2 separate regions of the Homo sapiens genome follow, and region 1 is linked to region 2. Evidence: read pairs that join two places in POLR2A ChIA-PET (ENCODE). Cell type or tissue: A673. All regions are shown on one strand. Each heading gives the region's core, and the rest is flanking DNA. Links, peaks and the distances in the headings are about the cores only.

Evidence for each region. Peaks named below come from ENCODE experiments on the same cell type or tissue, not always from the same donor. Only the 100,000 strongest peaks of a DNase experiment are listed, where the experiment ranks them.
Region 1: POLR2A ChIA-PET joins it to region 2 with 5 read pairs; 6 of 35 experiments call an interaction of 5 or more read pairs at or near these places.

What each region holds. Positions count from the first base shown.
Region 1 is chr3:120,689,574-120,704,692 of GRCh38, forward strand. It overlaps RABL3 (RAB, member of RAS oncogene family like 3), which reads right to left. Exons shown (of 8, transcript NM_173825.5): 5 at 8,850-9,000; 6 at 4,580-4,651; 7 at 876-914; 8 at 1-315. The coding sequence ends at 250. Among named protein-coding and RNA genes, the nearest start is that of HGD, 15 kb to the left of the region's middle. In A673, for the core only: no CTCF peak of the experiment used is centred there; no DNase peak of the experiment used is centred there; H3K27ac peaks cover 571 bases.
Region 2 is chr3:120,594,956-120,610,739 of GRCh38, forward strand. NDUFB4 (NADH:ubiquinone oxidoreductase subunit B4) reads left to right here and starts at 1,381. Exons shown (of 3, transcript NM_004547.6): 1 at 1,381-1,584; 2 at 6,156-6,302; 3 at 7,253-7,552. The coding sequence starts at 1,405. The coding sequence ends at 7,315. RefSeq lists enhancers at 1,452-1,791, 2,832-2,901. In A673, for the core only: no CTCF peak of the experiment used is centred there; no DNase peak of the experiment used is centred there.

The DNA of each region.
Region 1 (15,119 bases), core at 952-4,951, 91 kb after region 2:
TCATATTTACACAAGGCTTTTACATAATCTATACACAGGGACAGAAAGGTAAGGAACACAGAGAACAGGGACAAAGTTTGGACCTCCCGTATTGTCACTTCCTTTCATTTTTCCATTAAAGGGTAAGGCTGAAGGGTAGCATTTTAAGATGATTTTGTTAAAAGGCTGTGATGGTAATAATTGAACACAGCAAGATGAGCTGTGAAAAACTGCCACTGCTTGCTCACTCTTCCAAAGGATGAGTGTAATTCAGTCATAATGAAGGCTCTTTAATGTTCCTGCCCCAAATCTTTTCCGATCAGGAAAGCCTGGAATCTGTAGGCAAGAAAGATAATTGCATTAAGTCTCAAGCAATAAAAGTTCAAATACTAATAGTAATTTTTCCCTTCTTTTCCATTTCTGTATGTCAGCCTGCTGTTTCTTAAAAAAACAACTTTCTGAGGTTTTACTCAGAAAACCACAGATTAAATAATAAAAATAAATCTTACCCAAATGGAAAACATTTCCCAACAAATTGGTGATAGTGTCATCTAAATCAGAAAGAATGAAGGTAAATCTCATAATACCTACTAGACTTTTATAGAAATTATTTGTATTGTGACAGACCCTGAACGTATACTCTTGGAGTCCCAAGCAAATTATTTTCTTCTTCTATTTTATAATGTAATCTTATTCCTAGATTATATTTGTTTCCTAGATCCTTATTTTCCCTTTGTTCTGATTTTCTCCTTTTGTATTTAACAGGATAGAAGGAAATCAGTTGCTTGTGCCTATAAAGGGCTTTCCCCAACTTTTTAAAACTACTTCTGAACTTAAATTTGGAAATCACCTATCAAAATTTAAGAATCTATTTTATCAAGAAAAGAGATACCAACCTGATTACCTTCTCTTAAAAAGTATCTCTTCTCTATGACCTGTGAAAAACAAAGATTTTAAAGGCTTAGCACACATACCTGCAAAAAGTGGCTAACTGCAACGACCACTAATGGTACTAAAAGGAATATATCCAAACTAAGAATCTTTTCCATAGCAGTAGACATGTAGTACAGTCAGCTAAAAATCTGGTGTTAATGAGATCAGAATTGTGAGAGTATTTCCATAAAAGCCTGCCTCATTCCAAAACGCATTAATGATAGATCAAAAAATAAATGAATAACAAAAACTAAATAATGATAGAATGATATAAGATCCTATGCAATTCTTAGAGTATGACAGCAAATCTGACTCTAAGTTTCCTAGCAGTCAGTCCCAAAAGGTACTAAACAGCATCCATAAAATAAAAAAAGCACTTGCCTGCTACAATAGTCTTGTCTATTTCTTAAAGAGGGGACTGTTTAACATAGCAAACCACCACATCCCTATAGTAAGTGGTGACAAATTCTATATGTCCTCAATATAGACAGATGACACAACATCAAAAGCAGTCTAATGACTGTTGTAAATTGTCTACTTTTTTTTAACTAACTGCACCCTTACTTCAGTAGTTTCAGAATTACCTGCATTTGATAAGTAGAAAAAACATGTTCAAGCAGCAGATGTATCTGCACAAATCCATCACCATTATTGAAAAGAAACCCTCAAAATATATGTCCAAATGTAATAAGTTTAAGAGCACCATGTTTTCATTTTTTCCCAAAACTGCTGTAAACCCTAAAGAGCACCATGTTTCCAGATGATGAAAAACATTTTCAAGAATAATAAATTCTGTTCTGACACTTGAGAAACTGCAATGGTTACAGAGGAAGTATTATAAATGGTCTCTGATTTAGGATGGCTTGACTACGATTTTTTGACTTTATGGTGGTGTGAAAGCAACATGCATTCAGTAGAAACTGTACTTTGAGTGCCCATACAATGGGCACTTTTTTCACTTTCAGTATAGTATTCAATAAATTACATGAGCCATTCACAACTTTTTAATAAAATAGGCTTGTGTTAGATGATTCTGCCTAACTGTAGGCTAACATAAGTGTTCTGAGCATGTTTAAGGAAGGCTAGGCTAAGCTGCGATGCTTGGTAAGTTGGGTGTAATAAATGTATTTTTGACTAACAATGTTTCCAATTTACAAGGGGTTTACTGAGATATAACCCTATCGCAAGTTGAGGAATAGCTGTATTTTCTTTACATAGACCTGCTGTGATAAGAAAAGTTAATCGGATAATAATACAGATCAGCTGGAGATGAACTCTAAGACATTCAAATCTGAAATTATGCAGCTAAGAGTTCCTCTGAATGAGAACAGACCAGCTTGCTCTCTCTGGTGCCACAGCCATTCATCCAGATTCAACACCAAGACCATTCATCCAGATCCAAGACCAAGACCAGCTTGCTCTCTCTGGTGCGACAGCCATTCATCCAGATTCTTGCTGTCTTGGAGACTATAGCTGGATTATTTTTAGCCACAAGACACCAGGGCAAAGTTGCATTCACTTACCCCAGAGGTAGAAAAGTTGGTTTATCATTAGTGTACATCTTAAAACAATCCCACAAAAACCAAGAAGGAGACTGATTCCCTTTCCTCTCTATGGCAGGACAGGAAAATCTGATTATTCTGGAGCGTGAGGAATTACTACTAGTTGAAAGAGGCTGGAGAAGGAGTTAGACTTCCTTTTGGAGAAGAAATCTTTTTTTTTTGTTTGTTTCAGATGGAGTCCTGCTCTGTCACCCAGGCTGGAGTGCAGTGGTGCGATCTCGGCTCACTGCAAGCTCCACCTCCTGGGTTCACGCCATTCTCCTGCCTCAGCCTCCTGAGTAGCTGGGACTACAGGCGCCCGCCACCACACTCAGCTAATTTTTTGTATTTTTACTAGAGATGGGGTTTCACCATGCTAGCCATGATGGTCTTGATCTCCTGACCTCGTCATCTGCCCGCCTCGGCCTCCCAAAGTATTGGGATTACAGGCGTGAGGCACCGTGCCCGGCTGGAGAATAAATCTTTATGCTAAATTCTGGAAGAACTGATGTATAGAAAACTGGGTGAAATCTGGTTGTCAGCTCCTTTGGTTTCAGGCAACCACCTCAGTCTGGAGGTCTGGCCAACCTCCTAACCCACATACATTTTGTTGTGATTCAGGCAATAAAAGAGAAGTTACCTTTTTGGTTTTGGTCATAATTCTTTACCCCTGACTTGCAATGTGTACTCCTGATTTTTTAAAAAATAAAGCCTTGCCTGACAACTCGGATTATACCAATCAATAACCCAGTTTCTCTAGGATGTAATTTAGTATATCTTATTTTTTAATTTTAGAACTAATAAAATTTTAAATTTAAACAACATACTGTGGGATCTTTCCAGGTCAGGGCAGATCTATAAGATGTTGCTCATAAGGGACAGAATTTTGTATTGATGGGGCCATAGATCTAAACCAAATGGAAATTCTTATATTTTAAGTTTGAAAACAATGTGGGCAAAAAATCTGGCTCCTTGCAGTGCTGCACAACATTTTTCATGTCATGGCACACGTAGAAAATGCTAATATTTGTATAGCACACTGGAGAAAATGGAAGCGGTTGCCAATCACCCAACCCCCCCACCCTGAGGACCCTGGCTGCTCTGAGAACTGAGGGAAATCAGCATCTAGGCACATCTGTACCCTATTTCCCACATATCAGTTAAGAAGTTTTGCAGTGAAGCAAAATTTTCCTAGTGGCCTAATATTAATCGAGGAGGGTGCTGGAGCTTATCTAGTGCTGATAAAAAGGCCAAATATTAAATCCCAAATTATCTAAAGGTGGGGCTTATCCAATGCTGAACAAAAGGGCCAATTATTAAATCCCTAAATAGTTAAAAGAAAAAAATGATTGATAAAGAAGAGCTATGGGGAAGATGATTTTCTTAGGAGATGTCACTTAAAAAGAAATATAACACAGGAATTAACCTTTTTCAATAATACATGCAGAAAGACATCCTGTTTTACCTTACTATGCAATGTGAGCATTGGACAAACAACTTAAACTTGGTCAATACTATGTGCAATAAAGTTGTATGGCTTTGTGAAGGAAAGACAAAGAGTGCTCTAATTTACCAGTATGCTGAGTCATTCTACATTTTCCTTCCAGCTGAGGACAATAAAACAATGTTAGCAGAGAGTCAATAATTGGAATGCAAATATTTCTGAGAGGGAAACACTAGGAAATCAAGAAGACATTACCTTAAAAGGTAACAGTAACATTTATGTAGAGAATATTAACAGCTAGGAGAGCAAAAAGAACTCAGGGCTTTAAGCAGAATCTCCTCAGTTCAGTGCCTTTATGGGGGTGGGAGGGTGAATAAGTGAAAAAAAGAGCTAGAAAATGGGTAAGTAGAAATTCTTTTAAAGAGAGGAATTAGATATCTTTTTAAAACCCCCATTTAAATCCAGTAGCTTTTGCCCTTTACTTAGAGAACACTGGTGATGGAATAAATACGTCAGCAGGCCTTGGGCAATTATACCAACAGATAAGAGAGATCAAAACAAGGATTATTCCAGGCTGTGAAGTTTTGGACAAAAAAATAAAGGTCATAGGATTCTACAAAAAAATTTTAAACTCTCATAATATATAAATTAAGTTTAAAAATAACTTAATTGAAACCATTACCTTATCAAAAAACCTACTGAGCTTGACAGCATTGGAAGAACCTGCAGCTAAGTACCGTGGATTTGTGCAGTCCTAGAAGATAAAACATAAGATCCACAATTGAAAGTTAGGAAACCCAAGCTCGTTGCTATTCATAACTTATCCTGTTGCATATTTCTGTAGGCATAATACTATTAGGCACAATACTCTCACAAAATATTCAAATAATTTTCAAATTATGGTGCACAAAGGAGGAAAGTATTAAAGGAAAATAAGGTCACTTAATCTTTGTAATTTAAACAATTTTAGAGTATACCAAATCAGTGTATTCATCATCAAATAATTCATAGAGGAAGACAAGATTACTAATATTTTACTAATATCAAAACCAAGGTACTACTGGAGTGACCTACCTACATTTACCCCGAAAACCAGAGAGAGAGAGCCATGAAAAACAGTAAGCATTTCACTTTTAGTACTAGTTAATCACCAGTGCTCAACTAATTTAGTACTATGCAGTTCATATGAATCGGAGAAAGCAAGAAAATAAGGATTTAGAGGTGCAAAGAACAAACAGAACAATTGCCAAGGATTTCTCTTTAGATGCAAGGTACTACATCTTTTGGTAGGCCACAAAGATATATTATTTTTGGTAATAAACATCTACTACTATTGTTTGATAATAAAGATATATTACTACTCTTTGATGGAATTTTATTATAGGGAAAAAAAATGGGCCCAGAAGGGACAAAACGATCTGGAACATTAATCATTACAATAACTTTAAAACCTTAAAAGGCCTACTATCCGCTGGAATTCCAGTCTAGCTGTTTTTTTTTTTTTTTGCTTGTCACCATTGACTTGTGACCTTGAGAGATAGAGTACTTTGATTTTTACCTGAAATGTACCTAAGACCAAACTATAAGGGCTATCATGTAAGCTCCTTTGCAAGTATGAAATTTTGTCTTTTAGCTATAGACCCTCTGTGCCCCTAGAAATTACTGAAATTACTATTATTACATTTATTCTGTTTTTGCAATCTCCAGGCCCACATGATTCCTTTCTAATGAAGCCTCCTATTTTATTCATATGCAACATTTCAAGGCTCACACTTTAAATTTTAGCCAGAAATGATAATACATTCTCTAAAACCACAAAAAAGAGAGGCTACAACAAAGTTGTCAAAGATCACAGAGTACTAGAAATTAGGGGTCTTCAAAGCCAGCAAGCAATAAATCAGAATATCCATCCCAACATTTCTACTCTGTGTAACACTGGTTAGGGTACTAAACCTTTAAATTTGGGCTTACTGATTTGTGGAATGGGGATAACAATATTTTATTTCACGGGATTTTTGTGAAAAATTAAATAATCCATACCTGGACATACTGGGTAGTAAAATATTAGTCCTCCTCTCTTCAATCTAAGAAAATGCTAGCAGATTGAATTTTCAGGCACAACAAGCACTTACCACAATAAAGATAATTCCATATATGGATTATGTAGACTGAAACATCATTGCACTAACTATGGTATTTGAAATAGTGTTTGAACACATTTCTACAGCAATTGGGGCATATAAGAGACAAACCTTAGATCTGTGGTAGAAATGTTTTATAAAATAGATATTGATTAGCTAGTCATCAGAATGTCAAAAGTTTGAGACAATTCTAAATAGAGCTGAAGTACTAAATACAAAAACTAAAGCAAACAACAAGCAAACAAAAAAACACCCCCAAAACCTTAATTCTATGGTTCCATAATTTCAGGTCGACCAGCCTAGAGAAACACTATGATTTTTGGGATAAGAAATTTAGAGCTGAAAGAGCCATCTGCCATTTATCATGGCTGAGGGAAAAGCCTGAAAATTAATAGCTCCAAATAGCTTGACTGAGCTTGAGAAAGGACTATTAACTAGGGAAGATACTTCAATATGATCGCTTCAAAGTAAATACGTAACAGAGAAAAGTTTTTACAGGGTACAATAAGCCTAACAGGATTTTAGAAAATAAGTAATGGTTCACCTATTTATAATTTAAACAATTTGCATGTATTCAGGCAGTTATTTATTAACTCTGATTCCACCTTTGATGTATACATTTGTTAATTCTTACTTTTCTACAGTTTTAAGGAAATTTATACAGTAACTGATGTTAGCACTAATAATGTTACATTAGTTTTTATTTGAGGCTTTATATTTAATTGCTGAATTTCTGATTGCTATTTCTTTTTGAAACTCTTGTATTCAATTTTCCTCCTCATTTTTTCTTCCCTGCATTCTCTGACCCTCTCCTATTGTTATGTGTGCTGTGTTCTTGAAGCTGTACACTGATAAAGGCCAAAAACATGTTATATTTGAACTCTTTGGAGACTGTATGTGCTAAAGTCTCACTACCTGAGTACCTTTACATCTGACTCACAGTTAAAAGATGGCCTTGGCTTTGTAAGGCAAGTAGGAATAACACACACACACACACACACACACACACACACACACATGCACGCGATTATCAGAGAAACCCACAGGCACTAGAAACAGATACATTCTAAAATATATTAAAGTAAGCGCTGAAACAAATTAAGTGTTTTCAATGGTAAATTTCTCTTTGGAAATAATGTTCAAAGTAATCTCAGCACTTCTTCAACAAGAATATTATATATCTATATAGCAAGAATCCTTTGGAATATCATGGTTCAGTGCTGACTACCTGGGGTATGCACATCAAATATTCCATTGTGGCAGCTGAGAAAAATGAGGGGCTCTCCGCTGCAAAGCAGAATGTAAAAAACAATGGAATGGCAGGCAGAAGCTGGGGGTAGAGGTGGGGCTGAACCAAGCAGTGTTCATAAACATTGATTCATAGAATAAAGGCATCAGAAGCACCTGAGTTATTTGTTAAAACTGCAGATTCCTGGTCCTCCTGCCAGGCTTGATGAATAAAAAGCTCCAGCTGTGGGACGGTTATTCAAAATTTTCCATAGGTACTATTGGTAATATAAATACACAATCAGATTTGGGTAACTGTTGGTCTAGATGATTTCTAAGAGTTTTTTCAGCTGCCAAATTCTCAAGGTGAGTTGAAGGATTAATTAAGTGCAAAAGAGGCTTAACTGTAGAGCACAGGCTCTGAATCTGAATACCCTAATTGACCTGGGTAAACTTCCTTGGTCTTGTTACGTCTCTCCTTCTTATCTTTAAAAAGAGGATAGTAATAGTACCTGTCTTATAGAGTTGATTGTGAAGATGATGCATGTGAGATAATGTATGTAAATAACTAAAACAGTTTTCAACCCGTAAGTGCTCAATAAATGTTGCTCACTAGTACTATTACACCACCACCACTGCATTTCTGGAATGCCAGTGCACAGTTGCAGAAATCCTATTTGTGAACAACATGACCATGACTGAAATTGCTGGCCAGGATCTTTTTCTGGGATCCTAACAGGCTTACATGACAACCATTTCTTAGCTTTTTTACGCGCTCAGTTCTCATTGAGCTAGTTATCTCATCAAGGGACTCAATCCTCTATATATGCATAAGTGTACATAAATTAGTCCTTATGAAGCACTCCTAGTTTAAGGTTTGCAATTTTTTCATGTATTTGTTACGTTGCCCTTTAAGGTAAAATTTGTAGTTTAAGAAGCTAAGAGGCTTTTTAAAAGCAAGAATAATATGCTTATAGTGCCACTTTAATCAATTTATTTTAATTTTGGTGTGATTTTAAAAACCTTTCTCAAGAAAAAGCCCATGGGCCAGGTGCAGTGGCTCGCGCCTGTAATCCCAGCACTTTGGGAGGCCAAGGAGGGCAAATCCAGTCAAGAGTTCAAGACTAGCCTGGGCAACATGGCAAAACCCCATCTCTACTAAAAATATTTAAAAAATTAGCTGGACATGGTGGTACATGCCTGTAATCCCAGCTACTCAGGTGGCCTAAGCATGAGAATCGCTTGAACCCAGGAGGTAGAGGCTGCAGTGAGCTGAGAACGCGCCACTGCACTCCAGTCTGGGCGACAGAGCGAGACTCTGTTTCAAAAAAAGAAGCCTATGATTTAAATTATTCATAGAATAAAGTTGGAACATTCCAACAGACCAACATAAAAGGCTGAAGTGACTGTGCACATCTCTCAGTCTAGATATGTTGATTCCAATCTTGACTACGTTTAGACTAGAATCCAAATAGCCTGATTTCAAGTATAAAGCTTCTTTCACTAGAATATATTATTTGAATATGTCTTCAGTTTTGTCTTTACCCGATAATAATACAAGCATGCATTAGTGAAAATACATACCAAATTAATTTCTTCTGGATTGAAATCCTCAGCCAGGAAAGCAGTCCTAGTTAAAACTTCATGGCGCTTTGTTTCATGAATCTGGTCCAGTTTAGTCCCTATTACCAACAGTGGTATTTGGTTATCAGCAAACTGTTCTTGATCATAATCCCTGTGATAAATAATAATGAAGAGGTGAATAGAATGTATCTTTCTGGTGTAGATGTGTAATATTTAAGTGCAACTAAGTTACACTATTTTACTGAAAATTAACTGATTTTTGCTGCCTTCACCTACAAACCTACTTTCCTTCCAACTTCTTCCATCTACTTGTTCTTTTATCAATCCATCCTCATCATCAGATTCCAGCTATTCATCTAACTTCTCAAAATTTGGTCCCATGTTTTTATTGAATATTGAACAATACTGAATAATTGAACAACTAAGTGCCCATCAAGTATATTACAGTCAGTGGACTTAACTTCCAATGTAGCTGTGTCTTCTAAGGTTAACATAACAGCTCAGGAATATTTCAGAGTAGAAGCAGAGAGTGGATTTAAGCCTCATCGTAGCAAAAACCCAAAAGCCTAGCATGGCACTCAAGCCTTGTGCTAGAAGAGAAAATGGCAAGCTTCTTGGGTACCTTTTGGGGTATGCATTAATTCTATATCTACAATACACATTTCTGTCTGAATAGTAAAGAAATAAGAAGAATAAGAAAATAGAAATAGGGAAGCTGAAGCCTAGAATAAATCAAATATAGGTGATACTATAGCCTGGGAAAGGTGGATTAAACACATGGAAATGGAAGGAAACAGCTGAAATGCAAAATGAATAGTAAAAGGAAAGAACTTAGTACCAAGTAGTTGTTTCCTGAAATGAGAGCCATGGGAGATAGAGGACGGGCAATAAGAACCACTTAGGGTTAGTGGCCTTGGATCACTGGCTATTACAATCCTTATTTTTTAAAAAATTTATTTATCCAAAGAACAGAGTGGTGATGTAAATGATACTTCTCATTACTGAAAAGAACACAGAGGCCATTGCTGTTGAATTAATTTAAATTCTACTCACATATTAGAAATAAAACAGATTTGGATTTCTGACACGTTATAAGCTCAACTTACAACAGTCAGCAAAATCTGGTTGTGCACAATTTATGACAGTAAATCAATATTGCATAATCCAATCACTACAACCCAGTCGAGCATAGCTTTTTTTCTTCCTTTAACACTACTTTTCTTTCTCTTACAGAAATTCTAAATTGGGGTAGGGGGCAAAGTTACTAAGTATTTATGCCCTTCACAATAATCTTACAGCGCCTCAGCAAACTGTTCAGCCTCGGAACACAAGTGTTTTACTATACAACCTCCCATCTCACAAAAATATTACCATTCTATTTATTGCATCAAAGCCAATAATAGCATGATCAAGACCTTTGATTATTCATATCAACAGCAACTCTAATTAAAGAGACATGGTTCAAAGCTACAATTCGCTTTGTTAGGGAATGAAGTTTTGAGAGTGTCTTTCCTTTAGGACTGTTTCCTTCTGTCTCACATACAAAGTTTTGCATATCTTCTATCAAATATCATCTTTGATGTACATACATCTCTCATATAGTCTTGCACAATTCCTTGCACACTGACACATATAAAGCATACATATATAGTTTGCTCTCTTATTTCTCTTTTTAGCTTTCCTTTTAACTTTTTCATAAAATCTTGCAGCATCCAATTTAAAATTTAATCTTGAAATCTTCTTTGGTAAACTTCTGAAGAACTTTATCATGGATGGATAAGGCTGATAGCTCCTTAACATCACAAAGAGACACACAGCCAGGTATCATATTATATGCATAATACTGGGTGGAAAAATAAAGACAAAAAAACTTGCATCTTTCAGACCACTATATTTAATTATCACTTCAGAGAAGATTTAGAATTCAGAGAAACAAGTTTAAAAGACAATACAGGGAGACAATCAGCAAATCCAGAATATAGGAAACTGTACAAGACAAACAGCCATCTTCTTCTACAAATAAAGTGCTAGGAGGTTGGAAAAAAAACAACCAAAAAGGGAGAACCTAAGATTAAAAGATACTTAAGAAACCAAATACAACCAGTGGACCTTATTTAGATACTATTTCGAAAAAATCAATTATAACATTTATGAGACAATTGGGGAAATTAAAATAATATTTGGTTATTAAAGAATTATTATTAAAGTTTTAGCTGTGATAATTATATGGTGTCATGTTAAAAAAAAGCCCTTATGTTTTAAAGTATATATGGATGAAATGATATGATGTTTTAACATTTGGTTCAAAATAATCCAGTTGAGAGTGGGAGAAGATAGAAAGTGGGTAGAGATATGGATGAAACAAGACTAGCTATATGTTGATAATTGTTGAAACTAGGCAACGGGTATATGGGAGTTCATTTTCCATTCTTTGTATTTACATATGTTTAAAATTTTCTATAATAAAAAGTTAAAAAAAGTTATTGTGGTAAAAACTACATAATATAAAATTTACCTAAATTGTTTAAATATGGCTAAAAACTCAAACTGATATAAAAGATATATGCTAAGCAGTCTTGCTCCTACCACTGTACCCATCCACCCATCTCCCCTGGCCCCCTATAGGTTACCATTTTTATTAGTTTCTTATTTTTCACTGATTCTTTATCCAAATATAAATACATATTATTTCTTTTCTTTCTTATACAATAGGAGGTATACGATATATATTCTCTGCATTTTGATTTGTTAAACCTAATAATGTACCCTCTGTAGATCTTTCTATTTTAGTTCATAGAGATCTTCCTGATTCTTTTTTAAACATTGAATACTACTCCAGTATGTGGATATGCCATTATTTATTCAATGAATCTTTCGTTGCTCGGACACTAGGGTTGTTTCCAAATTTTTTGATGCTATACAATAATGCACCAACAAAGCACACCAATGTATTAAGGTTGTTTTATACATTTGCAGGTTTATCTATAGAATCAAAATGAAACTGTAGTGTCAAAATGCAAATGGGTATAGAACTTTTACTGAATTCCCTGACAAAAATGCAGATTTCTTTCTGATATGAATATGCTGTCTCCTAACCCTAAATTTAAGGATAAGTTTCTTAAGTAGAAATTTTAGTAGAAAATAGAGAACAAGCTAGGTTAATGAAGACATCAGTGATGAAAGGAATTGAGATAGGAAATAAATATCAATGAGGCTTTGAAATATAGGTTTTAAATTAGTTGTGCTTATTCTTTATTAGGTCTTGCTGGAATCTACATATATATACTCAAACTTATACTATATTTAGGTTTCACATAACAATTAGACTTCCACACAGAAAACAAAGCCTTTGAAAGACTTGCTTCAATCAAAAGATAGAAAATGGGGTTCTGTTCTAGGTAAGACAGAATAAGCAAACTCTATCCTGTCTTTCCCAGTGAATGCAACTATAAAACCTGGACAGGATACATGAAGTGGCTATTTGAGGACTCTGAAAAATTAATAGTGAGCATATTAAGGAAGACTGCAATGTGAAGAACCATTGAATTAGCAGTTTCCTTCCATATCCCCTTGTCTGAATGCAACTCAGCTTAAAACCCAAAAGTGTGAACAGAATACTCCAGAAGAAGGCCTATAGTTCTGGCTCATGAAACAAGAAAGGGGACACACGAATACTTGGAGATAGTGTAGAAATACAATATTTTTCCTTCTGTTGTAAGCCAGCTTCTGAGCAATTTCATGACAGTTGTGGCAAAGGCTATAACACAAGCAGAATGCTCAAAAACAACAGTCCCCAACCTTTTTGGTACCAGAGACTAGTTTCATGGCAGACAATTTTTCCATGGACAGGTGTTTGGGGGATGGTTTCAGGATGAAGCTGTTCCACCTCAGATCATCAGGCATTAGTTAGATTATCATAAGAAGCCTGCAACCTAGATCCCTCACATGCACAGTTCACAATAGGATTCACGCTCCTATGAGAATCTAATGCCTCTGCTAATCTGACAGGAGGTGGAGCTCAGATGGTAATGCTCACTCACCTGCCACTCACCTCCCACTGTGTGGCCTGGTTCCTAACAGGCCATGGACCAGGGGTTGGGAACGCCTGCTTACAAATACAGAGGAAGGGAAATTTTTCTTTTTTTTTTTTTTTGAGACGGAGTCTCACTCTGTTGCCCAAGCTGGGGTGCAGTGGCGTGATCTCGGCTCACTGCAAGCTCCGTCTCCCAGGTTCATGCCATTCTCCTGCCTCAGCCTCCCAAGTAGCTGGGACTACAGGCGCCCGCCACAACGCCTGGCTAATCTTTTGTATTTTTAGTAGAGACAGGGTTTCACCATGTTAGCCAGGATGGTCTCGATCTCCTGACCTCATGATCCGCCCGCCTTGGCCTCCCAAAGTGCTGAGATTACAGGCGTGAGCCACCGCGCCGGGCCCAGAAGGGAAATTTTTCTGACTGATGGAACTGTATCTCAAGACAGTGGGGCAAACTCCCATTGCTTTTATTCTTTGTCCTTCTACCACTTGGCCCTGGACATAGGTGCAGTTGTGCAAGTGCATGAGAAAATTTGGCCTGGGGACCGAAAAAGGGAGCCCCAGCAAATCACAAAGTATGGCAGAGACTGTAGACAGGGTGAAGTGTGAGAAAGCAACCCCATGAAGTAGTTCGTGAATGCTTGAGCTCATTGCCAAAGCTGTGCATGCATGGATTTGATCCTACTTAGTGTACCAAAGACACTGAAAACTGAAACAACAGAGACAACAACACCCAGGTCACATACCGGGTGTTGCACAAATATAAAATAAGTGAAATCATATAAAGTATGTTCTTGGATCATAATAAAATTAAGCTAGAAGTCAATAGCAAAAAATAACTGGAAAGCCTCTAAATACATGGAAACTAAACAACACATTTCTAAACAGCCTATGGGAAAATCTCAAGGAGTATTAGAAAATATTTTGAACTAAATGAAAATAAAAGTAATACATTTAAACATTTGCAGGATGCAGCTAAAGCAGTGTTTAGAGGGAAATTTATAGCATTAAAATACTTGTATTGGCAAAAATGCAAGGTATCCAGTAAGTAATCTAAGAAGCTATAGAGAACAAAATAAACCAAAAGCAAGCAGAAGGAAAGAAATAAGAGTAGAAATCAATTAAACTGTATATGGAAAAACAATAGAGAAAAATCAATGAAACCAAAAGTTGCTTCTTTGGAAAAAAATCAATACAATTGATAAACCTCTACAAGTCTGACAAGAAAAAGAGAAGACATAAAATACCAAAATCAGAATGAAAAAGGTCATATCACTACAAACTGTGCAACTATCAAAAGGACAATAAACAAATACTATAAACAACTCTATTGATATACATTAAAAAATTTAATGAAATAGATGGAATTCCTTGAAAATCACAAATTACAAAAACTCATCCAAGATGAAATAAATAACTTGAACAATCCTAATTACTAAAGAAGTTGACTTTGTGGTTAAAAACCTTTCAAATAAGAAACCTCCAGGCCCAGATGGTCTCTTGGTAAATTCTACCAAACCTTCAAAGAAGAAATAACACCAAATATACTCAATTTCTTCCAAAAAATAGAAGAGGAAGGAATACTTCCAATTAATTCTATGAGGCCAACATTATCCTCACACCAAAACCAGTCAAAGACATTATGAGAACAGAAAACTACACACCAATGCCTGTCATGAACATGGATAAAAATCCTCAACAAAATATTAGCAAATCAAATCCAGCAACACATAAAATGAATAATACACCATGACCAAGGAATGGAAGGCTGGTTCAATATTTGAAAATCAGTGAATGTAATCCACCAGTATTGAAAATCAGTGAACGTAATCCACCATACTGACAGCCTAAAGAAGCAGCCACATGTCCATATCAATTGATGCAGAAAAGGCTTTTGACAGAATTCAGTATCTGTTCATGATATTAACAAAACTATCAGCAAATTAGGGATAGAAAGAAATGTTCTCAACCTGATAAATGATGTCAACAAAAAAAACCTAAAGCTGACATCATACTTAATAGTGAAATGAATGCTTTCCCCCTAAGATTGGAGTAAGACATAGATATTCACTCTTATCACTCCTAGTTAGTACCCTTTTGGAAGTTGCTGCCAGTGCGAAAAGGCAAGAAATAAGACAACAAGCACACAGATTGAAAAGGAAGAAATAAACCTGTCTATGTAGAGCATCCTAAGGATTGTACTAAAAAACTCTGGTCACAAGATACAGGTCAGCACT
Region 2 (15,784 bases), core at 4,442-8,441:
TCTCTCAGCCTGAATCCTCATGAGTCCATTTTGCTCTATATTCATCTGGACATTAGACTACTTTGAAATATTACCATTTCTGCCTATTCTTTCTGTACTGCCTGATTGTCAGCTCCCGAAAGGCAAACACCCCATCTTCCATTTTGTCTGGATTTCCCCCACTGAGCCTAGAAGATTGACTTAACACTGACTAGTGTGCTGTGTGCTTCACGCGGTGGGTGCTTAATAAATATTTTAAAACAGTATTAAAATGTTGAATAAATTTGACAGCAGTGCTGCTTCTCATCATTTCAAATGCCAACACTTTCTAGGTCCCTTTTCTAGCAACCATTTCCCAACATACCTACGCGCCCCCAGACGTTTCAGCCAAGCTGGGGCTCTCTTTTGATCCATCCTTCTTTGCCCGAGTTATGGAAATATTGTTTACATTTTTTCCCCTGAGGAGAAGGGGAACCCAAAGACCCTGCTGTGAAACTTGAAGTTGTTTTTCTCCTTGGTAACTGGGGAGAAGGAAGGACAGTAGGGACAGAGAAGGTTTTGTTTCTGATTACTTCAGTTTTCGCCCCAGATCGTCTTTTACAATAAGATACATGCCCCTATGAGTATTTTCATACCTGTAAGGATGTTTTTAATTCTTTGCATCTGAAGAGTGCTAAGGATTTTAGGCAAGAGGTTTTAGTATTTTAACTAAGATGTTTTCTCATGAGCTTTATTCAGTATCTCATTTTCTTCCTGACCTTCTATAGTCAGTCAGGCAACATTTCTCTTATAACATCATTTTTCCTATTAATCATTATTTCGTACCTGTGAAAAATAAGCTTACACTTAATGTTGTATGAATCTAGCATGGTAAAGTACAGAAAAGCTTATTCTCTTCTTCTTGGGTAGGGAATTCTGTTTTGCAAAGCACTTTGTGATCTATTTGTTAGCTTATTTAATCCTCACAACAACTTTGCTAGGTGGACAGGAGTCATTATCTCCAGGATAAGGAAAAGGAAACTCAGAGACTTTAAGTGACTTATCCAAGGTGACACAGCACGGTTAGACCCACAATGAAAACCCGGACTTCTGACTCCACAGCCAGTCCCACACAGCTCAACTTTACATAATAAGCCCTGGTTATGTCAGTAGAGACAAGGCTGCTAGGAAGAAGCAGCGCGGTGACAGATGAGTAGGTGGGGAGCGGCGGTGGGGCAGGGCGCACTGCGAGAAGAGCACTTCGCGCATGCGCATATCACCGAGCGAACGCGCCGTGTTCGGGAAGGTAGGAGAAAGAGGCGGAGCTCCTTGTTAACGACATCCCCAACCTCTGCTAACGCGCAGGCGCACTTCCTGAAGCTGAAGGTCAGCATAGACAAAGGGCCTCAGAATCGCGCAGGCGCAATTGTGCCCTGGTTCGCCAAGATGTCGTTCCCAAAGTATAAGCCGTCGAGCCTGCGCACTCTGCCTGAGACCCTCGACCCAGCCGAATACAACATATCTCCGGAAACCCGGCGGGCGCAAGCCGAGCGGTTGGCCATAAGAGCCCAGCTGAAACGAGAGTACCTGCTTCAGTACAACGATCCCAACCGCCGAGGGCTCATCGTGAGTGTGGGGCCTCCCAGGCGGGAATAGGGCCCGAGTCCTGGGAGAGACCGAGAGAGACCACGCAAAGGGTCGGCCACCGCTCCCGATCAGTATCTCAGACGCAGGTCCTCTTCCAGGCCTAGCCAACTCACTACCCTTTTACCTTTGCCAGAGCTTGGCCCTCGAGAGGACCGGCTCTGGACTCAGACCTGGCTGGGTTTGAATCCTGGCTTGATCACTTCCTGCCTGCGTGACCTTAAGAACGTTATTCACTCTGCTTATCCTCGATTTTCTGTCTGCAAAATGGGCGTAATATAGTGCTTACTCTTTTATCAGGCTGTTAGGATTAAATGAGATAGAGTATGTGACTGTCCTAGCACAGTGCCTCGTTCGTAAGGCGTGTTCAGAAAATGTTTCTATATATATGCATATATATATTATATTATATATATATTCTATATATATGCATATATATTATATTCTATATATATGCATATATATTTTATATATATGCATATATATTATATTCTATATATATGCATATATATTTTATATATATATATAATTTTAAAGAGCTGGTGTTTACCTTTCAGTTCACAGCTCATAGGGATACTGCTCTCTCCTGATGGGAATACAGTGATTCCTTCAACCTGCATCTTTTAAAGACCCTGAAGCTTGCTGAAGTTCTAGGCTTTGGAGTCAGAACCCAAAGCACTACTCATTGGCTAACTCTGTTACCTTGGGCAACTTCAACTCCTCTGAATTATAGTTTCCTGGTTTCGTATATAAATGATGTGCATTATGAGGTTAAATAAGACAGTCTGTGTAACATTCGCAGCACATAATATATGCCCAGTAAACTGGTAATTAACAGGTGTGCTTTCATTAGGTAGTTTTCTATACAGGAACTAAGTAGGTTAAATATGATGTTAACAGAACAGGACTGGACTTTTCCCACACGTTGCATTGGTGTTTTGGAATTTTTGGAAGTTATGAGGATTGAATGAAAGTTACAATGTGCCAGGCACTGTGCTAAAACTCTTTTTGAGTACTATTTACATATCACAACTATTTGGATGATTAAGCTCTACTACTGTCCCCATTTTACAGATGAGAAGACAACATGGGAAGGACAAGTAGGTCATACAGAGATACCTCTTTAGTAGGTGATAGAGCAAAATTCTAACCCTGGTTTGTGTAACCCACAGCATCTGCTTTTAACTAGTTGGTTATACTGTCTCCAGCCAGAACCTTGTTAACTTGGGAAGAGGGTGCAGAGAGACACATTTATTACAAACTCACATGATTGGGTTTGATGTGTTAGTGTGATGCATTAAAAAAGAATAAGGCCTCAGTCAGACCTGAAATTGAAACCAAGATCTTCTGTCTTCTAGCTGTATGCCTCAGGGTAGTTTCAATTTTCTCATGTGTAAATAGAGGTAATACTACCAGTCTCTTTGGTTCTGTTGATTAAATGAGTGTGTGACACTATCATTTATTAATCAATACATGTAAATTCTCTTGCCTAATTTTTTTTTTTTTTTCCCTTGAGACAGGATCTTACTCTGTCACCCAGGCTGGAGTGCAGTGGTATGATCTCGGCTCACTGCAACCTCTGCCTCCCGGGCTCAAGCTGTCCTCCCACCTCCGCCTTCCAAGTAGCTGGGACCACAGATGTGCGCTACCATGTCCGGTTAAGTTTTTGTATTTTTTATAGAGATGGAGTTTCATCATTTTGCCCAGGCTGGTCTTGAACTCCTGAGCTCAAGCGATCCTCCTGTCTCCGCCTCTCAGAGTGCTGGGATTACAGACTTGAGCCACTGTGCCTGGCCATCTTGCCTAATCTTTAAGAATGATTGATTGAATCAATAAATAATTGCTCAGGGTCTGTTATGGCCCTATTTTACATGCCAAGATAACAATGGAGATCAAAACAGGCAAAAATTCCTGTCCTTGTAGAACAAACTTTCTAGTAGGGGAGACAAGAAACAAGTTAAAAAATTAAAATCATTTAACATGTTAGTGGTAAGTGATGAGAAAAAAAATAAAGCAGGGGAGATTTGGAGTGTGTGTAAGTAGTAGGGGAGGTAAGCAGCTACAATCTTAGGCCCAGGGAAGCCCTCTGTTTGAAGGTGACATCTGAATAAAGATCTGAAAGAAGTGGGGTGAGGGACCTAGCTCTCTAGGAAGGCAGCCTACTCATCAGAGAACGGCAAGTGCAAGGGCCATTAGGCAGGAGAGTGTCAGGTTAATTGAAAAAACACTGGAGAGACCATTGTGACTAAAGTGGAGAAAGGTGAGGGCAGAGTGGGACAAGATCACACCAGGCCTTGTAGGTAATTGTAAGGACTTTTACTGAATAGAGAATTTCGTGATCTGGACTTAACAATTTCTCTGGCTGCTTAGTTGAGAATTGACTATGGGGGAAAGGACAGGATCAGGGAGACTAGGAGGCTTTTGTAGTAATCCAATCTCTGTTGATTACCAGGGTGGTGGCAGAAGGCGGTGAGAAATGGTAGATTCCAGGTGTATTTTAAAAGTAGAGCCAACCAGGTTTGCTGATAGACTAGATGTGGTGTATGAAAGAGGAGTCAAGGATGACTCCAAGGTTTTTGACCTAAGTGATTTTAAGAATGAAGTTGCCTTTTACTAAGAAACACAGGAATGGGAGAAGAGAAGGTATGGAGGTGGAGTAGACTGTTGGGAAATCAGTTTGGGATATGTGACGTTTTAGATGCCTGTTAGACCGTATGTCAGAGTTCAGCAGTTGGTTGGATATTAAGTCTGGAGAGTTACAGGGCTGGAGGTAAAATTTTGGGAATCATCAGCCTTTAGATAGATTATTTAAAGTTATCTGACCAGATGACATCATCAAGGGAGTAAATGTAGATAGGAAAGACCAGCGAGGTCCAATATTAAGAGATTGGGGAGATGAGGAGGAAAAGAGCAAAGAAATGAAGAGAGAATGGCCATAGAGTTAGCAGGAAATCCAAGCAGGTGTGGGCCTGGAAGTCAAGTGAAGACATGATTTTCAGGAGTTTTCACCATGTCAGATGCTACTGAGAGTGCACTGGACTTTTAGTGATGTCAGAGGAGGAAAACTCTCTTCATAGTGTGTCTTTTGGAACCTCTCAATAACATTACCGGGCTTAATGAACTATGGTCATGGGGCAATTGGTATTTTTATGAAATGAAATGTCTGTTTCTGGAAGACAGATCTGGCAGATATTAAAGCACAGAGAGGTGACTAGCAAATTGAGAAGTCTGCCATTTGATAGTCATTCAGATACATTTATAGTAGAAAGGATGTAAGAATAGATGCATTAATCCTTTCAGCTATTGAGCTTTAACATCCCCTTGGACCTAATCTGTGTCTTTACCCTCTTTTTTCTTGTTGGCAGTATAGGCATAATAATAAACAATGCTGCAGAACACTTGCATGTGCTTTCATTTTAATGTGGTGTGATAATGTCAATAGTTTCTAGAACAGCAGAAGATATTTTGGGACTTTGTATCTAGTAGTGAGTGCTTACACCGTTGAGGAATTTCAGTCTGATTAAAAGGAACGGAAGCATTTCCATCATAAGGTTTTTTTTTTTGTTTTTTTTTTTTTTTAAACTTCTGAGCTGCAGCTGATTATCTCAGGGTAAATTGTTGTAATTTAGTTTGAAATATGACTGTGGAAGACCTTGTGAAATTATTTTAGTCCTACAAATCATGACTTCTTGATGTTGGTTAGGACCTTGAATATTCATGTTATATATTAAAGTCTTAAAGCTGATTTTATTTGCTTATTTTTATCTGTCAGTTAATTGGAGAGACTAATTTTGTAAAATCACTTGGGCATTTAGCTAATTAAATTTATGTGTTTGTGGGTAGATTTGCTATTCATGGATAGTTATTCTAGTATAAATATATTAAAATGGACAATTATTTTCTTAAGACAGTCTGATTATTTTTCTTTAACAACTTTGACCTTTCTACAAAACTTCTAATAGTGTGAAATGTCTGAATTAATGCTTTTCACACTAGGTCAGCTTAAAAAACTTACAGTTCAGCTAGCCTACCCCCTCCTTCATCTTCCTACAGCTTATTTGTAGCCTGGAAAGACTATTTTGGTGATAGCATTAGAAAGGGTCCTGGAAACAAAATACAAAGCATGATAGAGCATATGAAATCTGTTTCTCTTCATTGGGAATACTGCATGGTTCTGATGGTCACACTTGACAATGAAGCTAAAAACAGTCCAGAGAAGAATAGATGAAAATGACAAAGGAGAAAAAGTGGCTTCTCTGACAGTTAGATTAGGTTAGATTAGTTAGATTAAGATTAGGATTCTTAAATAAACAGAAAGCTAATTAGTGATATGAGCCTTCTACATTCTGAAGGATTTGAACAAGATCATTAGAATTCAAAAAACACCAGAAATGAAAGATCTTTCCTGAAGCTGTTTAGGAATATTCATGATATACCCTTAACTGTTCTAGAGAACAAAATGCGTCTGTGCTCCTTCACAAAAGTCCCTATGAATTTGTTTCTCAATGTGATCCTTCTTAAGTTCTATAACTTTTTGTTTTCATTAATTTTAGGAAAATCCTGCCTTGCTTCGTTGGGCCTATGCAAGAACAATAAATGTCTATCCTAATTTCAGACCCACTCCTAAAAACTCACTCATGGGAGCTCTGTGTGGATTTGGGCCCCTCATCTTCATTTATTATATTATCAAAACTGAGAGGGTAAGTATTCAGACCAGATGTTTAGTATTTGAGTGATAGGTTCACTTTCTAGGGACCAGCTGCAGCTCCTTCTCTTGAAGATTGCCACCAGTGCCCCTCCCACCTTGGGGCTGTCCTCTGCCTTCCCTTCCTCTCTTCTTTTATCTTTATTCCTTTCCAGCAGGAGTTAAAACAGAAAGTTTTCAGTCACCTTTGTCTATTTTTGTTAGTTCATTTGTTTTTTAAAAAGATGATGTTTATTGGGTTAAGTATTAGCAGAATACATAAATCATTTAGTACGTTTCCTGTTTGCGTGAATTCTATTTATGTTGGTCACATTTTGCAAATTAATGTTAAAACCTATTAATACTCTACGGACAGAGAAGCACAAGCTGCCTGTGTGGGGAATAGCTGCCGTCAGCAGCCTGGGTATATGATTGGAGAGAAAGTCAAGCTGATCTTTGGCACCAAACCATTCCACATCTGGTACTAAACCCTGAGCTGCAGCCCCCAGGCTTGTGTTGCCACTGGAGCCCACTCGTCTAGCTTTGTCTTTAACTGGCCCATCTGCATTCCCATTAGAGTTCGTGTATTTTGATTATCTGGTGAATGATCTACTTAACAGAAAGGTAGTCCACATTTTCCCAGAAAGTGTTTGCATTTTGCTTTCAATATATGGTTTTATGGGATAATATATTTCTAATGACTAAAATGTGAGTAAGATGTTTTTGAATAGGAGCATTTTCTTACTGTGTCTTTAGTTCCTCGGATTACTGTTTCTTCGCACACTCCCTGGGCTTTAGACAGTGGGATTGCAATTAGGTTTGGAGTGTTTCATTCTGTTTGTCAGTTGTACGGTGGGTTGTGCCAAAATGCAGTTTTTCTTACCTTTTTTATTTATTTATTTTTATCTAATATAGCCAACTGGCAGAATATATTGTCTTTAATGTACTTTTTTTCTGTCTTTACAGGATAGGAAAGAAAAACTTATCCAGGAAGGAAAATTGGATCGAACATTTCACCTCTCATATTAAGTCTGGCAATGATGACTATATGTATTCCTGCCTAAATAAATCATCTATTAATCATTAAGTAGTAGTTTCTCTTTCTTAGTATTACCTTGATTCAATGTTAAAAACTATTAACACCCTAACAACACAGAAGCAGACGCAGCCCGTGTTGGGAATCTGCTGTCAGAGTGACAGCAAACATTTGCTGTACATTGAATGAATGAACATAAACTTCATTAAACTGTGAGCTCTTAGAAAGTACAGATTCTACAATCAGTTGTTCAACAAGCGAGTGTTAACTACGAGCCAGGCATTATGTTATGTGCAGAGAATACAACAGTCAGTAAGACAGAGCCTGTTCTTAAGGAGTACGTACTCTGACAGCTGTTTATTGAACAATTATTTGAGTGCTTACTACCGTCTGGTACTATTTAATACCTAAGCCCTTGTCTGGCCCCAGCTGCAGTGGTAAATACAGCCAAACTAACACCAATGTAAAAAATACAATCGAGATTCAGGAAAATGATGTAGGCAAGCTGATGAGAAGCAGTTCTACCTGAGGAATTTAGGGAGGTGGCATTTGATCTAGGCTCTGAAGTTCACAAGGCTGACAGGACAAAACAGGAGCATGAAGGGGCAAGGTGTGTTGGGTATGGCTGGATTGTGGGCTACTGTGGGGTGAGGAGATGGAGCATGGAGGTCATGCTGAGGAGCAGAAATATAATGGTTAGGGGCGTGACCTTTGGAGGTCAAATCTGGGCTAGAATCCTAGCTCAAGTTAAACAGTTGGAATACTGGGCCTCCATATGCTCATCTATAGCATGGAGATAGCCTACTACCTCACAAGGTCATGAAGATGACAATGAAATAACAGTATTATGCTTTGTAGTTAAGTCTGGAAACAGTAGGGTGATAATTTCACCACAAAGGCAGAGTAAAGTCAAGTGCTGTAGATAACCAGCATGCTCTGTAAGGCTGGTGTAGATGGTATATTGGTCTTAACTTTCAAAGGATATCCACGACTACTTTGATTTGAAGCTTGCATAAGCATGGGTTGCCCCAGAAAGCAGAGACTGAGGGAAAGTCTTCTGTGCAGGTAGTTTATATTAGGAAGTGATCTGAAGGAATAGAAGTTTGGGAAGAGTGAAACATGGAAGGAGGGAAAGCCAGCAAACATGTGCCATGAACCTGTTGCCTCTGAGAGTAACAGGCTCCCACCTGGGACCTTCTGAGAAGCCCTGTGGAATGTAGAATTTTTCAACCAGATGTGGGAAAAGCAAATGTTTGTCTTGTCTCCATTGGTCAAGGGTTATCCCATGCAATTCTCGTGTACATCAGGGTATGGACATACTCTGGAAAGGCTGACGATGTTTTTACAGGCATTACACATGCGGGAGAAAGGAAGCTTAGGGCAGAAAGCAAGTGATGTGCAGCTGAGGTAAAGTATTGTCAGGTCACACTTGCAGGCAGCTGACAGTGGCAGCAATAGTTAGAGTAAAAAGGTGGACCAAGAGGTTGTGAGGCAGGCAAAAGAGATATAGGATTTCTTCCTCCACTTCATGCGCTGCTTGGATCTATTTGGACATACACTGAGTCCAGTCTATAACATGTCCTTCAAGGTGATGGCTGTATACAATCTACAGAACACTCAGTATGGACAATTAGTGGAACCAGCTACAGTACATACTGTTGCAACTGGCCCAGAGTCTGTAACTCATTCATCTCCCCTCATCGTATTTACTAGATTTCCCTTCCTTGGCCATCATTTTAGCAGGTCTAGATTGCTAGCCAGATGAAGTCACCAAAGCCTTCATTTCTAAGGACCAGAATCTTAGTTACTCTATCATCATCAGCCCTTTGTTGTAGCAATTGCATGTTTACAGCTGGGCTGGAAGTGGAAGCACCGAGATGCTCCAGTGAATCCCCTGGACTCCAGACATTACCCTTTTTGCCCCATTGTGTAGCAGCAACCCTAGCTCCGTGGGTCACTTACTGCTGCCAGTATGGAAATTTCTTTTTCGGTCTACTGTTTCCCAAATACAAGAAGTACCAGATTATTTTGTTTCCCTGGTGAAAGTGTTCTTATGCCCCAGCATGGGAATCAGGACTTCTTCCAGCAGAACCTAAATTTGGAGGGAGGGGAAGTGCACATTCCACCATGAGTTACTGGGATGGCAAAAGGGGCCAATCCTACTTCTTGGTTCTCAGAGTCATAAATTCTAGCTGCTGGGGCATAGCACTGTATCTATGACCATTGGTTCATTGCATATACCACATGGTCAACCCTGAGCCTCAGTCCTGCTAGATGTCCTTAAGCTGGTACTTTAGCTAAGCCTTTAGTAGGCTTAGCTAAATTCATCTGTGCCCTAGAGCTGCTGTGTACATCCAATCACATGACAGTGCTTCTGACTGTCCAGATCTTGATAGGCAGTTCTGGTTGAATGGTCACCTCATCTCATACTGGGTGCCCAGCTGCTTTTGGAATGGTGAATTTTTCTTTGCTGCAGAAGGCATGGCCTTGCTCCACAACCTAAGAAGTCAGCACTGCAACTATTCTGTTGCCAAGGTCTTGTAGGAGACTCCAAGCAGCATCCTTAGCTACCTACCACAGACACCTAGAGTATTGGCTTTATTGTGTTATATGACCCAAGTGGCTGCTGCTTACACTGCAGCCTGGATCTGCTGCAGAGTCCTTTCTGGGCTCCATTCAAAACTGGCAGCTTATAGCCAGGCATGCCTGGTATGTGCCTAACTAATTGGAAGGCTGAGATGGGAGGATTTCTTGAGCCCAAGAGTTCAAAGTTGCAGGGAGCTATGATCATGCCACCCACTGCACTTCAGCCTGGGTGACAAACTGTGACCCTCTCTCTGGAAGAACAAAACTGGCAGCTTTACAAATCACTGCATAAATGGGTCAGAGTACTGTTCCCAAGTAGGGTATGTGTTGTCTCCAGAATCCAGAGGCCCACAAAGTGCTGTGCCTTTTTCTTTGTAGTAGAGGGTGTGAAGTGGTTCAACTTGTGCTTTACTTTGGAGGGGCTATCCTGGCATGCCAAAGACCACTGGATACCCACAAACATCACTGATATGGGAAGCTCCTAAACCTTTATAGAGATTATCTCCCACTTTCTGGATCTTATACTAGTGCATTAAGGTAATGAGGAATCTAATCTATGAGTAAACAGAAGCTTTAAGGCAGAAATACTAGAAGGTGTGAGAAACAGCAATTCAAAGGGGCCAAGGTGGTAGACACGTGGGAGTAGCTGTGTGTAATGGTGGAGTAAAGATCCATGAATTCCTGCAAAATGGATCTTAAAACTATTTTGGATCTACAGCTACCATCCTGTGCCCATGAGACTTGACCAAATCATATGATTTCCATGTGGTTCCTGTTTGCTAATTTGCCCCTGCCCATATCATTACAATAACGGTAAGACCCTGCTTCTTCCACCCATCCTAATGGCCATTATTGTTATATTGTTCTCCAGATCTTAAAGAATTGTATTACTTGATTCTCATTTTGCTAGAGGGCAAAAACAGAAGGAATCCTACTGTGACCTTCCGTCTTTTTTTCTAGATGACTTTAGTTTACCCCGTAGTCCCCACTTATTCAGTTATCTGAAGTCAACCACAGTTCTAAAATAGGTGAGACAGTACAATAAGATGTTCTGAGAGAGAGAGACCACATTCCCATAACATAACAGTGTTTACTATTATTATTGCAGTATATAATGATAGTTCTATGTTACTATTAGTTATTGTTTTATTCTCTTTTGGAGGCTGATTTCTAAATTAAATTTTATTATCGGTATGTATTTATAGGAAAAAACAGTATATATAGGGTTTGGTACTATCTGTATGGTTTCAGGCATCCACTGGGGGTCTTGGAATGTCTTTTCTGTTGATAAAAGGGAACACGCTATTCTAATAAGAATACAAGTATACAAGTCTATTATAAGAAAATTACAAATTTCCAAAAAAGAAAATTACAAATTAGTTAAGTACAAGAATAAGATAAAAGCCACTCCCAATTCCATCACACAGGGATGATATTTTAGTGTACAGTTGTCTTTCGGTATCTGCAAGGGATTGGTTTGGGACCCCCTGTGGTTACCTAATTCCTCAGATGCTAAAGTCCCTTATGTAAAATGGCTTAGTATTTGCACGTAACTTATGCACATCTTCCTTGAAATCATCTCTAGATTACTTATTATACCTAATACAATGTAAATGCTATGCAAATAGTTGTTATACTGTCATGTTTATTTCTATAATTTTTTATTGTTATATTGACTTTATTTATTTATTTAATTTCAGTCTATGGTTGGTTGGATTCACAGATGTGGAACCCTCGGATATTAAGGGCCAATTGCATATCCTTCTAAAACTTTTTTTTTCTCTGTGCTTATATATCTTTTTTTTTCAACAAAATGAGATACACTTTGTATAATAATTTGTAAATTTTTGGCTCAATGATTTGTCATGGACATCTTTCCATGCAATGACTTTTCTGCAACATTTCAAATAACTGCTAGTATTCCATGTGTCTACCACAATTTATTTAACCAATCTCATAGTTGGACATTTCATTTTCCAAGTTTTTCTTTTTTCTGAGACAGAATCTCGCTCTGTCGCCCAGGCTGGAGTGCAGTGGTGCCATCTTGGCTCACTGCAACCTCTGCCTCCTGAGTTCAAGTGGTTCTCCTGCCTCAGCCTCCCGAGTAGCTGGGATTACAGGCAAGCACCACTACGCCCGGCCAATTTTTGTATTTTTAGTAGAGACGGGGTTTCACCATGTTGGTCAGGCTGGTCTCGAATTCATGGCCTCAGGTGATCTGCCCACCTTGGCCTCCCAAAGTGCTGAGATTAAAGGCGTGAGCCACTGTGCCCGACTCATTTTCCAATTTTTTTGCTGTTATAATTAATGTAATGAATGCTCTTGCCATGAATTTTTGTGTGTGTCTTAAGTTTTCTCATAGGATAAATTTCTGGGAGTGAAATTTCTGGGTCAATAAGTATTCAAATGTTTTGTTTTGGGTATAAATATAAAAGGTTTTATAATTTTATATTCCTGGGCAATGAATGCAGTGTCTGTTCCCTGTACCCTGAGCACAGTCACAGAAGCCAAACTCTGCCCTTGTATCTTTGCTCTGCCACTTACTGGTGAAGTGACCTGGAAAGTGTTTACATTCTTTGTGCCTCAGTTTCCTTATCTTTATAATAGATGTACTAAATAACACATAGTATTGTTTAATGATTTCTTACTAATAAAGTATTTAGGACAGTGGTATATAGTCTTAGTGTTTACTATTATTATTTTTAAACCTAATGGATGAAAACTATTTTAAATTTGGAATTTATTTATTATTGAGGTTAAAAGTTTTTTTCATATTATCCAGTTGTTTTTTTTACTTCTTTGTTCAAAATCACTGCTTGTTTTTTTGTTTTTGTTTTTTGTTTTGTTTTGTTTTGTTTTGTTTTGAGGCAGAGTCTCACTTTGTTGCCCAGACTAGAATGTAGTGGCGCGATCATGGCTCACTGCAGCCTTGACTTCCTGGGCTCGAGATCCTCCCACCTTAGCCTCCCAAGTAGCTGGGACTACGGGCAAGTGCTACCATGCCCTGCTGGTTTTTGTATTTTTTTTTTTTGTAGAGACAGGGTTTTGCCATGTTGCCCAGGCTGGTCTCAAAGTCTTGGGCTCAGGTGATCCGCTCACCTCAGCCTCTCAAAGTGCTGAGATTACAGGCATGAGCTGCTGTGCCCGGCCTGTATTTCTTTCTCTCTCTCTCTCTCTCTCTTTGTTTTAAAATTGAAAATAGAGAGGAGGTCTTACTATATTGCCCAAGCTGGTCTTGAACTCCTGAGCTCAAGTGATCTGCCCACCTTGGCCACCCAAAGTGCTAGGATTACAGGTGTGAGCCACCTGACCTGGCTCTGTTTTTCTGATAGGTCTTTTTTCTTAATGATTTTAAGGCATAAACAATATATATTAAAGACATTAATTCTTGATCATACTAGTCTTCTTTCATCAGGAATTATTTTGGTACCCCTCAGTAACAGGAAAAATATTTACAGTATATTCTTGGTACCCAATGTTGAAAGAAGGCAGTACCCGAAGCAATTTTTACTTAGTAGGATTTTTAAAAAACATGTTTTAATGTTAGGAATTATTGAGCAGTGTGTTCTTGTGGATTTAATCAGTTTCAATAGATTTTTTATCAGTCAGGAACAATGAAATGTCTGAAATCACACCGGGAAGTGGTCCGGTGCGGGTAACAATTGCCACCTCGTCTGAGCACCACATGCTACCATCTGTCTGACCAATGCACTAGCCCTGGGCACTGGGCACAGGAGCTCACTCTGGTACTATTGAGCATCCAAAAAATGACATGTGCAATGAGGAAGGTAACCAGGAACCAGATCATAAAGCCCTTATCACATAAAGAGTTTAGGCTCTAGCCTGATGGCAGTGAGAGTCACTGAAGGGATTAAGCAGGACAAACATGATTGGATTTTCATTTCTGGAAAATCATCTGGTTCCTGGATGGAGGATGATTGCAGGATAAGAGAGGCTGCAGGAGGACGATAATCATGTTCATTTTCAATCAGACATAATTCTTTATTTTTGAGACAGCCCTCAATGCAGAACAAAGCAGCCCCTGCCAATACCAAGGTGACTCATTTGGATGTGAACTTGTTGAAAGCTTTATGAAAGTCTAAATACATTATCTCTATGAGTTCTCCTTTACGCATATGCAAGAGGAGTCAGTCTTATAATTCCTTACCCTTTTATAACATCTTCTCCCCGTCCCTGGAACAATATTGCTTCCCTAACAAGCTGGTTCAAGTACCATGTCTTTTTACCCTTTATTGTGGATCCTGCCTGGAGAAAAAGATAACATCCATGCTCTGATTGAAATCCCAGTGGGTCCAGTCTCTGATTTATTTTCCTTTTTATGTTTTCTCATTCCTAGTGGCACCTGGCAGTCTTCTCATAATATCTGGGTCTATATTCTTCAGGATAATTAATGGTGTACTTGAAAAAATCAGAGATCTGCACAAAAAGCTCTCTCGATCAAATTTGCATGGTTACAAAATATGGACAGCACTTTAAAATTACTAAAAATGTAATGCTATACATATATTCAAAGATTCTGGATTTTCAAAGCTTTCACTGCCACTGTCTTTTTAAAAAAACTCTTATTTTAGGTTCGGGGTACATGTGCAGTTTTGTTATATAGGTAAATTGTGTATTGCAGGGGTTTGGTGTACGGATTATTTCATCATCCAGATAATAAGCATAGTACCTGATAGGTAGTTTTTTGATCCTCACCCTCCACCCTCCTCCCTCCCTCCACCAGTGTGGTCTATTATTTCTTTCTTTGTGTCTGTGTGTACCCAAGGTTTAGCTTCCACTTATGAGTGAGAACATGCAGTATTTGGTTTTCTGTTCCTGTATTTGTTTGCTTAGGATAATGGCCTCCACCTCCATCCATGTTGTCGCAAACGACATGATTTCATTATTTTTTATGGCTGTGTAGTATTCCATGGTGTATATGTACCAGATTTCCTTTATCCAATCCACCATTGACTTGATCCACTTTGATGATTCTGTGTCTTTACTGTTGTACATGGCACTGCAATGAACATGCAAGTGCAAGTGTCTTTTTGGTAGAATGATTTATATTCCTTTGGATATATATGTATAATGGGATGGCTGGGTCAAATGGTAGTTCTAAGTTATTTGAGAAATCTCCAGACTGTTTTCCGCAATGGTTGAACTAATTTACATTCCTTCTACCAGTATATAAGTGTTCCCTTTTCTCTGCATCTTCACCAGCATCTGTTATTTTTTGACACACTGCCACTTTCTACCTTTGTGTGAACAAATAGAATTTTATCATGTTTCTATTCCTCATTTAGAGGACCCACTTATACCTATAAATACGACTAATACTTCCTATAGTTTCCCCTATGGCTGCATTGTTTACAGCCATTTTTGTGGCTAAGATAGAGACTCCTCATTCTGCTGATACTCACTGTGGCCTGGAGAGACACGGCGCCACATCACCTATTTGGAGAACCTTCATTTTGAGTTACCAAGAAAGTACAGAGCACATCAATCTCATTGCCAAGCTTCAGGATTCAAAGTATTAAAGGAAGCTCAATTCCTGACATCTGACCTCTGAATTTCCTGGAGCTGGATGGCTGGTGGAACATCTGAGATTTCTGGAGCAAACCTGGCACTAGAGTTCACTTGTCCCCTTAATCACAAGGAGTATTACCTTATCAGTTTTGAGTTATTATTTACTTCTATCACCAACTGTATTTAAATAATTCATCTATTATTTAATAATTATGCTTTGAGGAATCTTGGCACTAGGGGAAAGAGAAAATTGTCTGAGGTTGCTCCATAAATCAGTATAGGAGGTACTCAGGGGTTGAATTCTGGTATGAAATTGTTGAGGGTAGGAGAAGGTGGTAGGAGACTTC